Regions from separate parts of the Mus musculus genome. Here all the other regions are linked to region 3. Evidence: chromatin contacts called from ENCODE Hi-C or POLR2A ChIA-PET data. All regions are on one chromosome and are shown on one strand. Each heading gives the region's core, a stretch centred on a gene start or an enhancer-like site at or near the end of the contact. The rest is flanking DNA. Distances are from core to core; before and after follow the strand shown.

The links. Hi-C counts contacts between places; a loop is a spot of excess contacts on that map. ChIA-PET counts read pairs that join two places held with the same protein, here RNA polymerase II (POLR2A).
Region 1: a loop to region 3 is called in a map of heart, with 3 times the contacts of the local background. The contact joins the promoter of Basp1 here to the promoter of Zfp622 in region 3. A Hi-C loop is called at or near these places in 3 of 37 maps with a recorded cell type or tissue (Patski, gastrocnemius and heart). POLR2A ChIA-PET finds 5 or more read pairs at or near these places in 1 of 5 experiments (embryonic stem cell).
Region 2: a loop to region 3 is called in a map of T-helper 17 cell, with 3 times the contacts of the local background. The contact joins the enhancer-like site here to the promoter of Zfp622 in region 3. A Hi-C loop is called at or near these places in 2 of 37 maps with a recorded cell type or tissue (T-helper 17 cell and left cerebral cortex).

What each region holds. Positions count from the first base shown.
Region 1 is chr15:25,410,283-25,415,228 of GRCm38, reverse strand. Basp1 (brain abundant, membrane attached signal protein 1) reads left to right here and starts at 1,465. Exons shown (of 2, transcript NM_027395.2): 1 at 1,465-1,677. It overlaps Gm48957 (predicted gene, 48957), which reads right to left and starts at 1,039. Exons shown (of 4, transcript NR_168943.1): 1 at 80-1,039.
Region 2 is chr15:25,440,327-25,444,947 of GRCm38, reverse strand. All of the region lies in intron 1 of Gm48957 (predicted gene, 48957), which reads right to left. Among named protein-coding and RNA genes, the nearest start is that of Gm48957, 28 kb to the right of the region's middle. Within about 2 kb of position 2,990, at least 1 of the 3 ENCODE cell types and tissues checked has a DNase peak (open chromatin) inside an H3K27ac peak, as active enhancers do.
Region 3 is chr15:25,981,948-25,986,797 of GRCm38, reverse strand. It overlaps Zfp622 (zinc finger protein 622), which reads right to left and starts at 2,432. Exons shown (of 6, transcript NM_144523.3): 1 at 1,615-2,432. The coding sequence starts at 2,248.

The DNA of each region.
Region 1 (4,946 bases), core at 216-2,715, 570 kb after region 3:
CAATCTTATTAAAGTTCTGTTATTTATTTTTCTATTAAAAAAGTGACCCCCCCCAATCTGCGATTTTGACAGCACTTACCTTTGGCATTCGTCTCCCTAAATGTAGTTGTGTTTCGTTATTCCGGACGTGGAGGGCAAGCTCATCCCAAATCTGTGCTTCACTCATGAGGGGAGATCCAACCAAGAAGGCAACATACATTTCCATTCCCCCCCCCCTCCGCTATTCTTTCAGGACGAAGCAGAACAAGCAAGCCACCCTGATAAAGCCAGAGGGCGCCAAAGTGCCGCGAACGGAACTTCCAGGGCTCAATGGGTTTGCGGGATGGTAAAATTGGCTTTTGTCTGAAGAAAGAGCTGTGGTTCTAGAAGATGTCACCATGTGTTAGTTTCCAAATTTAAATTTTTATTTTGCATTTTATTTTTGCCAACAGGTAAGCATAGCGAGCATATCTCCTAACCGTGGTGGCTATTGTGTGTCGCGGTGCTACCCAAAGTGCTCGTCGACCAGGACACGAGGACTTGGCGCGGATGGCCACAGCCTGGCTGGGCGCGCTTCTGAGTAGCATCTTAAGCAGCCGAGAGCTGGTGACTTCCATGAAAGCACAGGCACAAAAAGTCGAAGCCCCTTTTCCTAGGGTGCATTTCTTCCTTTCTTTCTCTCCGAAGTCGGGAGAACGTACCCTGAGGCGGTGCCGCCCACCCTTCCAACCCAGACCTGAGCTCTGGGCGGTGGCGCCTTGCAAAGCTGGAGCCTCCTGGTCGGGCCCCGAGGGCGAGCATATGCCGGAGGCGTCCCAGATGCTTGCCTTGGGGGACACCCTAAAACCAGCGGATATCTGTCTTGATGGTTTCAAGGGAGGCATCGCATCTTCCCCAGGCTCACTGCCTACGTGATAGCAGAATCTAAGCCCGTCGTCTGGAGCGGGGCTGGATTGGGGTGCAGAGAAAGCTGGTTGCGGCGGGGGCGTAGTTCATCAGCCCCTTAAGTCTGAGCGAGAGCCTGAGCTACTTATTCAATGCTTTCAAATAAAATGTGTGCGAGACAGAGAGAGGAGAGAAATCCACAGACAGTCCCGCCGGGGGTGGGGGTGGGGGTGGGGTGGGGGGGGAATGGAGGGGCGTGTAAGGAGGGAATAGGAGGAGGGGGGCTGACAGAGACTGTTGGGGAGGCGGGTAAGGGATCTGGATGTGGAGAGCAGTGGGTGGGGGTGACTGTGCGGGTGTGGTGACGGGGGGGGGGCGCTGGATCACGGGGCGTCTCGGGGCGCAGTGGCTGCTGGTGGAGAGAAGTTGGGGGACCCCCTCCTGGGTGGCGGGGCGCGAAAGGAGCGGGAGGGGTGCGGGCCGCGGGCTGGGAGAGGAGGGGCGGGCGCGAGGCGGGCGGGGTCGGCGAGCGGAGGAGCTGGGCGGGCGGACGCGCGGGGGGGAGGGCGCTGGGCAGGAAGGGGAGGGGGAGCGATCGAGAAATGCAGAGGCTGCAGCGGCGGCGGCAGTAGCGGCAGCGGCGACGGCGGTGGCGGCAGCGCTCCAACTCGCTCCACGCTCCGGGCTCCGCCGTCGAGCCGGGAGAGAGAGAGCCTTTGCTGAGCGACCAGCCACCCGGCCGGACGACACCAGCCACCCGGGCCCCTTGGAGGCACCGCGCTCACCCAGGGCCGCCACAGGCACCCAAAGCCGGTAAGGAGGCGCGCCGTGGGTCCCTAAGGCCACCGCGGACTCCGGGCCACCGGTTCCCCAGGGCCCCGCCCCACCCCGAAGCCTAGGGTTCTCCAACGGTGCAGCCGGGGTGCGGCCGGGTGTAGACACAGTGGGCATGGGATTCCTCTATGTGGGTTCTGTCGCATTTGGAAATCCAAGGTGATGCTCTCCCCCAGGTGGACAGCTTCGGCCTTTCGTAGGGTGGGGGACTTGGAGGGGGTGGCGGCGAGGCGGACGAACCGAGTTCGGGAGGGAGGGGGTGGAGGGTGGGGAGCCGCTGGTGACAGCACCGAGACCACTGGCCACGGTTCTGTGGGCTGAACCCAGCCTTCTGTCAGCGGAACCCGCACAGCCACGGAGAAGGCGCTCGGTGTGAGGGGCGCAGTAACAGAAGATGGAGGATGGGGGTGGGGTGGGGTGGGGAGGGAGAAAGAAGACGCGGAATCTGGTCAGATCGGAAGGGGCGGGGGTGGCTTGGCCCTCGGGACTCCTGGATCTTGGTTTAGGGTAACCGAGGAACACGAGGTTCGGAAGGCGGTGTGCACGTCCGGGGCAGATTAAAGCCCCCAGCCTGGTCTGCGGCTGAGCTGTCTTCCCACTAACCTGTGGACGTCGCCAGCATTTTATTTTATTTTTTGAGCCTTGCGCTCAGAGAGCGGGCCGCGCGCCTCCACCGCCGCCCCAGCCTGGGGGAAGGAGGGGTGGCGTGTGGGCTTGAACCTGACAGCCCGCGGCCCGAGCGGGCTCAACCCTTCTGCAAGCCAAGATTTCTGTAGATTTTTTCCCCCGTAGCTCAAACGCTACAACCCAACGTCTGGTTCCCGCTTCCCCACACCATTAAAAGAAAAAAAAAAAAAAAAACCAGAATCCCTGGATCGGATGGCACACAATGCGTGGCTGGGGACCGCATTCTTTTCATGAATATTCATCGAACGCTTGGCCCTGTTCCTAATCTGCTTCCCCCCGAGACGTTTCCGCCTTGGAGCGAACTCGGTGGACGGCCTCTGCCCCAGTGATTTTCACGCTGTTCAAAGGAGCACAGCGCACATGGGTGCGATTTCAGGATTTTGCACGGGAGCTGACACACCTCTGTCTTGGCCGAGACCACTGGCCACTTACGTGGCGGGCTAGAATAAAACACGAGTATCAAGGGGACTGCTGCTGGGGTGTGGATTAACCCCTACCCCTGGGAATATACCAAGGGCTCACAGACCTCCGGTACTGCAGGCAAAATGAATGAATCGGGACTGTAATTACCTATTCCTTTGTCTTGGCCTCGCGCATGCGCCGGAGAGCAGGGTGTGGAGGGCCAGGCAGCCCCATCTGATCTCCCCATCATCCATCCACCCACTCCCCTCCGGAGCCCAGGAACAAAGGCGTTTGCCCTAAATGTTTCACAAAACCTTTGGACACAAATGCCACCCCCCCCCCCCCTCCGCGCGGCTCGGTCGCGGTCTTGTTTCCCCTCCCACCTCAAGGTTTCACATCTTACCCATTTTTTTTTTCTTTTTTTACAGATTTCAATCATAAAAAAAAAAAAAAATAAGGGAGGGGGAATTGTGGATTTAATACATTTATTTTTAAACACACAGTGCTATTTTCCTTTCTAGAACTGTCCATTGTTCTTTCTGTTCAAATGTAACGCACTGCAGGGATGGTGGTTTTCTTAGTTTGCACCAATTAGCTGTTTGCCTGACAGATCTTTATTGCGGGGCATTTGACCAAATAACATTAGTCTCAGACCAGCGATGGTGTTGCCCCTGGTGATACCACCTGGGACAGATTAAGACATCTTGGCATTTGAACGAACAAGATGGCCTACGGAAGCCAGCATGAGAAAATGGTTACCTTTTCAGAGGGCTAAGCCTCTCTGAATTCTCTTGATTCCTACTTTATTGTTTCATTAAGGATTCCAAAGGGCAAGCCCCTCTGAGATGGGGGGAGGAAGAAGGCGCTGGCATTGCTGGGAAGAAGATGGCGAAGCACCAAGTTCATAATCCCCCCTCCCCCCATTCAACGGGAGCCATGATAGCCCTTTGAGGGCAGATTTTCTTTCAAATGATGTATTTCTCAGCTTATGGCTCCTCAGGTTTCCTTTGGTGATGGTTTACTCGTGTTATTCAAAACAGGACTTACTATCTGTATCAGGAGCCCAATGCCCTACTTCTGCAAGCTGGGTTGTGTGTGAAGGGCTTCTCATGCCCCAGGATGTCCTGGTGGAATAACACGTGGCAGAAATCGTCAATCTTCCCCTTTGTTCCTTAAAAAACAAAAAAACAACAACAACAAAAAAAACCTGAAAATACCCTCAATATTGACCACACTCACTATGTCACAGCTTATAATTGGTAGGGTGTCTGGCAGCATCTTAGATGGCAAGGGTTCTATTCTTTCTGAGTCTTAGCAATGAATTCCATGTAATGAGAGTCATGTATTATCCTGTATGAATTGTGCATTGAGTAGTATAATTTAGAGGGTTATCTGTACGTTAATAAAATCTTTTTTTCCCCCCTGGGTAGTGCTTTTGGAGGAAAGTGCTAGGATATAGTCTAAAACCAATAGCTTTCAATTCAGTGAGCTTTAAGTTTTTAAACAAAATAATTTGAAAATCAATTAAAAACATTTTTACTTTTTTTTCTTTAGCCAGCTTTCTTGCTAAACATTAGCAGAAGGTGAAGGGTGCTCTTTAAAATCTTGATATAGTGAGCCAGCAGTTGACTCTATTGATTATCTGGACATTTGTGTCCCTTAACTGGTGTTCACGCTGTCTGTGGCTTAGGAAATGGATCTCCCTCCATTACCCTAATTTAAATACTCAGTGGCAGGGCCTTCAGCATTAGGCTCCCTGTGCTTTGAGGCCTCTTTATAATCCTCCTGGATTTTCCAGAACAAATCACATTATGGTTTTAAATGTACTAATTATGTTTTTCTTTATTTTTATTTCCCTTTAACTTCAAACCATTTGCATTTCATGGTCAAAATAAATGGGGCATGAAATCGGAGAAGAACCTACCTTTTGGGAATATTGTTCATTGTAAAGTAGATGTCTGTGCCACTCACGGCCATCGTGCAAAACATTGCACATTGGAGGCGTTCTTCCAATAGCTCAAGTAGCATGTAAATACACACATGCATATGTGCATCATAGATACACACACACATATATATATACATACATACTATAAAATCCTATTAATGACAGTACTAAAGGAGTTGTTTTGGAATGTTGTTTGCTCTTTTGAAAGCAG
Region 2 (4,621 bases), core at 1,741-4,240, 540 kb after region 3:
ACATGGGAAGGCACATGTGTGATAATGGTCAAGCAGAGCTGACTGTTATCACATCTGCTGGCCTCCCTTAATTCACCATTGTCACACCCATCTTTACAATTCCTTAGCGTTTATATGTCAGTGTGTGTGTATGTGTGTGCGCACGTTGATGCAATTGTGCTTATGGTGGTCATGCGGAGAACGTCCAGGAATCTTCCCCTTCCTTTCCTTTAAGCAGGTTCTGGGGATCAAACTCAAGTTGTCAGGCTTAGTGGCAAGAGTCTTTACCTGTGCTGACGTCATCTGACTCCCAAGTCAACTGTGTCTCATGAGAGTTCCTGCCTTCCTTACTCCAGGAACACGAAGCTCGCTTCTACTCTAACAACTTCCTAACTCCAGACACAGTGGCTTCTTATCTCGTCCCTTCTCTCTCCTGGGGGGACTTGTGTCCCATCCCTTGCATCCTATCTTCCTGTGACCTCATCCTGCATCATCTGTCTTGTCAGGGACTTTGCTGTCACTGAGATCAACTGTGATGCGTCTGTGATTCATCTCGCCTGAGTGATACGTCTATTCTGTGGTTACGCTTCCAGCAATTACTCCGTTACATGAGACTATGGGGCCGAGCCACTCCCTGAAGCTACTTTTCCTACCCCCCAAGCTGGATGATGACATGTGGAGAATCTGATAACCTACCAGTCATCAGAAGACTAAGCCCTAGGTCATAAATGCCTTTGATCACACAGTCTGAGTTGCGTAGGAGGCGATGTGCTTGGTGGGGGTGGGGGTGGGGTAGGGGGTGAGATGGCCCTTTCCATGGAGATTTTTACTGTCTGAATTTTATGTTGGGTTTGGATGAGAAATGGCACCAGACCCTGTGAGTTGTGGGGAAATTCAGCATGGATTTGTATTTCAATGTGTATTTCTTCGATTTCTATTGGATTTCATTCAGTTCTTTTAGAAATGCTTGTATGTTTCAACTCTTCAGAAGCTCACAAGGAAAAGGGATTCTGTCATCTGGAGAGAGGGTGATGCTAGGGACCTGGTTCTAGTTTGGAGCCACCCCCTAAGGCAGGGCCCATCTTGGAGACCGAGTGCCACTGGCAGAGGGGACACTGAGCACCTCAGCACAGTGATACACCTAAACAAACCGGCTAATGACTTTCCCATCTTGGGGACAGGTGGAGGCAGGGCACCAAGGGAGAATACTTAGCTCTGCTTATGCCCACTCGTTCCAATGGCTCTGAGGTTGGGGGAGGGGGCTTTTTCTTAGAATGGAATAGGCAGAGGGAGCAATTCTCGTAGGCAGTGGAACAGGAGAGCCTGACAATGCCCTTGAACCATTCTGTTCTGGGATTTACGGCTTCTCAGAAACCAGAGCCGTTTCTGTCTAAGCTGTGTACCTAAACATATTCTAGGAAATACCTTGTTAAAATGGTGACTTTGTCCCTGCGTGATTCATAACTACAATCCCGGATGGTACAGTCTACTTCACACACAGGCTATATGATACAACCTTCAGCTTCTAGGTTGCAACTGTGATGCAACTAAGTGAACCATGATCTGGGAACCATCCAATGGGGTGTGTGGTCCTAAGAGGATAGACAAACAACACCAGACAGAGGAATTTTTCAGCTTCACTGCCTCTCATGGGACCATGGTTACATCTGCCTACCGCCCATCCCCCGTCAAAGTCCTCAGGAGGCATGCTGCCATGCACAGACCATCTCCTAAAGGCAGCTGCTTATGAGCTGTCATTTGGGAACATTTATTCATTCTTTTTATTTATTAATTTATTTATCTTGAGACAGGGTTTTTCTTGGTAGCTAGTTTTGGCTGTTCTGGAACTCACTCTGTGGACCAGGCTGGCCTGGAACTCAGAGATCTGTCTGCCTCTGCTTCCAGAGTTCTGGGATTAAAGGCGTGTGCCACTACCACTGAGCCATTTATTTATTCTTATAAGTGATAATTAATAATACAGGGTAACCGAGTGAAAGAGGGAGCTGGAAATCCTTTCTTCGGAGTTCTGTAAGATGAGGACTTAAGATAGGAAATTCAACTCTTCTTTGCATCTCAGAGATGTTATCTTTATGTGCTATTTTCCTCCTTTCCTCCCCACCCCCCAGTATTTTTTTCTTATATAACATATTGAACCTGGAGTCACGTGCTTGCTAAGGAACCACTCTGCCAATGGCCTATATACAGAGTGTAAATGCTGCCCTCTTACCTTTCCCTTCTCAATGACTTAAGATTAGGAAAAAGTTACCGCAATACTTTGAGACTCGCGGGAGCACAGTGGTTTAAAACACCAGGCAGACTATGTAGCTTTTTGGTCTTTTAAGTCACACAAATGGATGCAGAAATCACCGAGAACTGTTGACTGGGAGAGGGAAGAAACAGAGAAAAGGGGAGACAAGAACAGAGAGAATGTCCCAGGACCTTGCATTAATTAAGGGTCTCTTCACAGGGTTCCTCTGTTCCATCGACTTCTTTCTGACTTTGGGGTTAGTGTCCTTAGGCTGCCAGAACAAATACCACAAGCCGGGTGACTTGGACAACAGGACCCTGTGTTCTCACAGATCCAAGGGTTAGGAGTCTGGAATCAAGGCCTGGGAAGGGACGTTTCCAGGGGCTTCCACGCAATAGCTGGTCAGCACTTTGCTCCTGACTGCTGGGCTGTCACCAGTCCTTGGCGTCTTTTGTTTTATAGATATGCCACTCCAGTCTCTGCCTTTGTTGCTCCATGGCAGGTCTCTCTGTATCTCTAAACGTCCTCTGCTCAGAAAGATGACAGTCACTCTGGACGGGGACTCTCCCTGATGGCTTCTTTTTAACTTGATTACATCTCCAAAGAACATCACACAAGATGGGGAAGGGGATCTTGACGCAGTTTGAAATGCTATCCTATCCTTAGCTCTGACCAAATGAACGGAAGGGTTCCCTTGGCCCCAGGCACTGTGAGGGTTTTCTGTGTGAAGGATGCTTCCGATGGCCGGGGTGCCCAGTGCGCACGCGCACACTGGCTGAGCTTTGTTCAAAATTTCTGTCCTGGCTTCCCTTTGCCTTGTCCCAAGCCCTCGGGTGTTCAACTCCTAGACTAGGATTTTATTTTTAGAGTAATGAATAATTTATGTTTTGAAAATGACTAATGAAAAAGCAATCAACCACTTTGGGCTGGATCAGAGTCTGAGGTTCTGGTCCCTGGCACTCGCTTCGCATCTCTCTGCTTCAGCTAGAGGGGAAGGTGTCTGCTTGACCTTTTTTTCCCTGTCACATGACGCCTTCCACAAGTAAGCTGTGTCCTCCTCAGGGAGCGCACATGCGACACATAATGAAATTAAACCTCTGCCACTCCAAATTCTCACTTTCAAGGGTCTGCCACTTGCCTACTTTTTCTTGTTTCTGGGTATCAGCAGAAGTGGGGTGGGGGGGTGGGATGAGGGCGGAGTAGCGAGGCACAGAGTAGGATTTTTTTTCGTGATATTTTGGGCTCGAAGCCTCGTGCGCATTCTTGGGCTGGTTCGGGTTTCCGGGGCACGTACACTCTGACCTTAGTTTGGGGCCAACCCTGAGCGCTTCAGTCAGCTACTTTTTAGCAACGGCGGCCAGAAAAATACTTTTTTTTTAAAAATTTATTTTCCCGTGAGTGCCTTCTGAAATTGTTTTGCTGTGCTACGTCTGAGAAACAGTAGCATTTCGTTCCCCAGAAACAGTTCCTTTTTGGCATGTTAATAAAATGACCGGTGTTACCTAAATTAGGGGTTTTGAGTTTGTTCTGGAGCTTTTTAAACTACAGCGCCCCCTAGCGGGAATTTTGTGATATTCATGCTTGTTCTGGTTGATCAGTTTTCGTCCATGCTTCCAAAAAGTTGTTGTGAAGCTACTATGAAGAACCACAGGGGTGGATATTTCATAAATAAGCCAAAAAGAAAAGGAAGTTTTATGGGTTTTAAAAAAATGTTAGCTGTTTTCTTTCATTTTACCACGTAATTAAAAAAGAGTTTCTCCTGAACCAACAACCTATATGGACAAGTGTTTGGGAAGAGACCCTTGAGTCTCTGGTATGGTACATACATGTCTCTTTAAAGGCATGTCCTTGAAACCAGAACTCAGGGGTTTTCTTGTGTAAGGGGATGGTCTAAGAGAAACATTGAGTTATAGACCTTGTTCCTTACTGGCCTTGGCTTGTCAAGGGCTCTTATGGGGTAGACTTCTGAGACCCTTGGAACCTGGGGGGCTTAGTTAATCGCCCCCTCCCCCACACAAGCACAGAGCCTTATATGAATCCCTCCAGAGAGTTGGAGTGTGTTCTACATTCAAGACCTCATAGGAAAGATCCATAGCCTCCGTGGAAGGAAATTTACAGATTCCCGGATTCATTGACTTACAGTGGGAAAGGGGATAAAATCGCTTGGCTGGAGTTTCCCGTGTTACAAAGTTAGTAATTAACCGCAGCGAGGCGAAGGACAATCAGAGGCTCACTGAGAATGTAAGAGTAGTAACAGTATGAGCCATGCAACCCCAGGCTAGGGCACAAGTCTCAGAAGGTAGATAGGGTGACCTGGGACTCCATGCATGTCACACCGGATCCTAACACTCTGAGATCCAGTAATGGATAATGTCACCTTGTCCCTTATAGGAT
Region 3 (4,850 bases), core at 1,183-3,682:
CTTTAAGCCAAAGTTTTGAAAAATAAATTTACTTTTAAAGGTGTGATAAAGCAAGCACAATCAGAGATCAAATACCCCCAGACAAGTTTAAATGATAAAAACCTCTTTAATCTTTCTTTTCCAGCAGGAAGCTCTATAAAATAGTTGCTAACCTCTTTCCTATGCATTACTGCACCTAGCCCAGTACTGGACACCAAGTTAATTGGATTCCTATCTGGTTCAGTAGCTGTCTACCATTTGCACTTCACAGGAATACTTTAGTGTATATTTTGGTGTGTGCAGGGCTGCTATATGAATGCTTCTGTTTATATGTGTCCATGCAAGTTCAACTTAGTCACCAATGTAACACATGGGACCTCTAGGAACCTCATGAGTGAGTTGATGTCCTAAGAAAAGGACTTAAATGAACTGGCAAGTCTCCTTTTTTGTGTTTTGCTCCCCCTCCATGAGTACACACCCTAGATCTGCCTTTTCCATCATTAAGTAAGGCTTAGAAAAATACCCCTCCACAGAGCAAGCCCTCACTAAACAGTCAGGGTGCCAGTAGCTTCATTTTTTACTTCATCTTCCATGACTGTGGCAAAATAAGTTCATGTTGTTTATAAATTACCAGGCTTAAGATGCTTGGTTACAGAAGTATAAACCGACCAAGACATGAACACAAACACTGTCAGTATCAACAGTGCCGTGGGGGTGAATAAAGAACTCACAAAGTAAGGAACCTTGGGGCTGGCTGGAGCCCCACAAGTCAGGCTTGCAGGCAACACGAAACCCTCACTCAGTTTTAGTCAACTAAGTGAAATGTAAAATCCTAAGCCATTCTAACCACACATTCTACAGCAGCGTGCCAACAGCATAGCTTTCTGTGCACCAGTGTAACCCTTCCTGATCCAAACTAAAAGAATGTTTTGCCCGTTAAGAATGCGCCTCTACTCTTTTATTCTGTTTTTAATCAATGCCCTAGGTCCTGGATCCACCACAGAGACGCAGACAGACAAAGTGCCCTGTGGAAATGAAGAGCAGTGAGGCATTTAAACCACTTCTGCCCTCACTCTAAAATGTCCTATAGAAATCCCCAAATACTGTTCCCTTTCGGGTCCACACGAAGTTTGGTGCGTCCGGGAGCAAGCATAAGAATGGAGGTCTACAGCCCGGCAGTGGTGGCACTCGCCTTTAACCCCAGCACTTGGGAGGCAGAGGCAGGGGGATTTCTAAAGTTTAAGGCCAGCCTGGTCTACAGAGTGAGTTCCAGGACAGCCAGGGCTACACAGAGAAACCCTGTCTCGAAAAACCAAAAAAACACCAAAAAAGTATGGAGGCCTACAATCCATCTGCTTAACTAGTTAAAAGTCATAAACCAGGAAACATCTTTAAATCCAGGCGGGATGCCCTGGGCCTGGAACCCCACTCCCTCAAAGGCTGCGGTAAAAGGATAAGAAGAAAGTCAGGGTCCAGCCTGGGAATGGATGTCGCAAAGGTAAACACTGAAGAAGGCTCGGGCTGGGGGCCTCAGGGGAGGGCGACATCGCTGAACGTGGACCCAGCCCTTCGTCTCCATCGCGATGTCTCCCGGAGCCTCCCGCTCGCCCCAACCCCGACAGGACCCTTACCTACCTTCGTCTTCGTCGTCTTCCTCCTCTTCCTCTCCCTCCTCCTCTCCGTCCTCCCACTGCTGCTTCGCCAGCTTCTTCGCCTGCTGTTCGAACCACTGGAGCCGGGGCGGCTTCTCCGTCGGGTCTCGCTCCGGGACGCCCCGTGCGCCCGCCGCCGCCCTCCCGCACTCGTCCGTGGGCACGAAGGGCGCTTTCTTGGGGGACGTGGAGGGCTGGGCCTTGATGGCCTGCTGGATGGCGGCGTTCACGGCGTCCTTGTCGACGCCGTCCGCGCCCAGCCCCTTCTCCAGGTTCTTGGCGTTCAGCAGCTCCACGCGCCGGCTCGCGGCCCGCACCGCCTTCCGCTCCAGCTCGGCGTGCCGCCGGGAGCCGAGGTGGTTCTCGTAGGCGTTGAAGGTGGCGAACTTCTTGCCGCACGCCGTGCAGTAGGTGGCCGCGCCCTTGCTCGCCTCCGCCGCCTCGGCCACCGCGCGCTGCGCCCGCACCCGCTCCTGGAAGCCCTCGGCCGTCACCGGGGCCATGGCGGCCACCTTGCGCCGCAGGTTGTAGCGGTGCCAGTCCGTCTTGTAGTGCGCCCGCTGCAGCTCCGCGTCGCGGAACGCCACCCGGCAGGTGATGCACGTGAGAGCCGCCATCCCCGGGCCCGGAAGACAGAGACGACCCAGCCGAGAACCTTCTAAGCCTGACCGGCCGCCTTCTAGTCCCACAAACGCAGAGAACCTCCTTCGCCCACAGCCAGGAAAAGACACACCAGACACCAGCTTCCGGGCTCTAAGTGAGGGAACTTCCGAGTTCTAAGTGAGGGAACTTCCGACTCGCACAGGAAACTCTTGGCAGCTGGCTTAAGAAGGCCCGCCTGGGTCCCCGGAAATGACGAAGTTTCATGTCGCTCTCTTCGCGCCTGGATCCGCCCTGTCAATCAAAGGTGGGCGTGTGCCTGGAGGATGCCGCTGCCTCCTGAGGGCTTAGCGGTTGTGTCGCTTGCCGTGACGAGGTCAGAGGGATGGGCTTGTGAGGGAAAGAAGGGCGTGGGTGCCTGGGATGGTTCTGGGACTGCTCTTGAGAGATGGATCCCGTCAAGACTGTCTCTCGCGCCTCTGGAAAGGGGGATCAAACGTGGCGACAGCGTGGAACTTCCGGAGGCCAAACCGACCCAAGCTCTTTGCAGCGAAGGGGGCGGTCAGAGCTCTTGAACAGAAAAGATTCCCTGCTGGGAGCCGAAAGTACAGCCTAGCCACTGTCCCACAAAATATAATCCGAGCCACATGTGAGATTTTTAAATCCAAGTAGCCATATAAAAAGTCAAAGTAGAGACTATGCCCGGGCCTAACAAACACAGAAGTGGATGCTCACAGTCAGCTATTGGATGGATCACAGGGCCCCCAGTGGAGGAGCTAGAGAAAGTAACCTTATAGGTGGAACAACAATATGAACTAACCATTACCCCCAGAGCTCGTGTCTCTAGCTGCATATGTATCAGAAGATGGCCTAGTTGGCCATCAGTGGAAAGAGAGGCCCATTGGACTTGCAAACTTTATATGCCCCAGTACAGGGGAACGCCAGGACCAAAAAGTGGGAGTGGATGGGTAGGGGAGTGGGTGGGGGACCGTGTGGGGGACTTTTGGGATAGCATTGGAAATGTAAATGAAATAAATACCTAATAAAAACAAACAAACAAAAAAGTCAAACTAGGTGAAGTTGCTTTTAATGATCGAAATACTCTTTCAGCATCTAAAACTTTAAAAGGATCTATCTGTGATTTTACGCTCCATCGTGGGTACTAAACCTTGGAGACCCTGTGTGTATAACAGCAGCAATTCATATCAGTTCGATTTTTTTTTTCTTGAGACAGGGTTTCTCTGTGTAGCCCTGGCTGTCCTGGAACTCACTCTGTAGACCAGGCTGGCCTCGACCTTCAGAAATCCACCTGCCTCTGCCTCCCAAGTGCTTGGATTAAAGGCGTATGCCACCACTGCCTGGCAAATCCTCTGTTCTATCCCTGCCTTTAACTCACCCTGATTCAATGTCAATTGTTCTAACAGGTTAAGCAAGTATATTTTTGGTATTGTGTTAGAAATCCGTTGCTATGCTATTCTGCCTGAATATCTTTCTGCCAGCTTGCTCCCTTTTGTAAACCTTTGCCCAAATGCCTTTGGGGGGGGGGGGGTTCTAGAGCCTTTTGTCAAAAATAATGCCAGTATTTTTTTTGTGTTGTTGTTGTTTTTGTTATTATTATAATTATATCCCAAATGTTGCCCTCTCCTAGTCCCCTTCACAGAGTTCTTTCCCCTATACTCCCTCCCCTTCACCTCAGAGAGGGTGACCCCCCTCCTGCAAAGCCCCTCCCTGGGGTATCAAGTCTCTAGAGGATTAGGCACATGCTCTGGCACTGAGGCCAAACAATGCAATCCTCTGCTACATACTGCTGCAACACCCCATTTCTTAAGTCCTTACTAGGTATTGCTTTTTATCACTGTTATCTGTTGTGCTATATTGAATCACTAGTATTTAGCATCAAAACATTCAGTTTCTGCAAGGCAAGCGTGCCCGAGTTAGGTGGTTCTTATGTACTCTCACATGAGTTCATGGTGAACCTGTGGCGAAGGCTGAAGTAACCTGAAGGGTTAGTATTTTACCATGGCTGGAGGAGTCTCATCAGAGAAGACTCGCTTGGCTAATAGTAAGAGATGTTCTTTCCTTGTCAATTGAATCTCCCCATAGTAATATTTGTCTTCATAGGGTGGCAGTTAGCTTCCCTTTTGCCTGTGCAGTTCTGGTGTTGACTAAGTACTTTATTTATTTATTTATTTATTTTGGTTTTTTGAGACAGGGTTTCTCTGTATAGCCCTGGCTGTCCTGGAGCTCACTTTGTAGACCAGGCTGGCCTCGAACTCCGAAATCCACCTGCCTCTGCCTCCCAAGTGCTGGGATTAAAGGCGTTCGCCACCACACCCGGCTCCCTGACTAAGTACTTTTACAGTATTCTCAGCTCATCTAATGTGAAAGGCCTGGTCAGAAGTCCATGAAGAACAGCGGAGTGGGGCCAGGTGGACTTTATGGATTGCTTTGAGAGAGCAGCTACTACTAGTGTTTGTTATTTTCTCCCAGGCTTAGCAATGGAAGTCCTGCATCCAGGGAAACCTTATAATTATGCACAAATCAGAAGGCCTAGTCATACATCATGTTAGTCATCTTGAGTATAAGTTCCGTGAAAACAGGCTTCCCTTTCATGGCCCC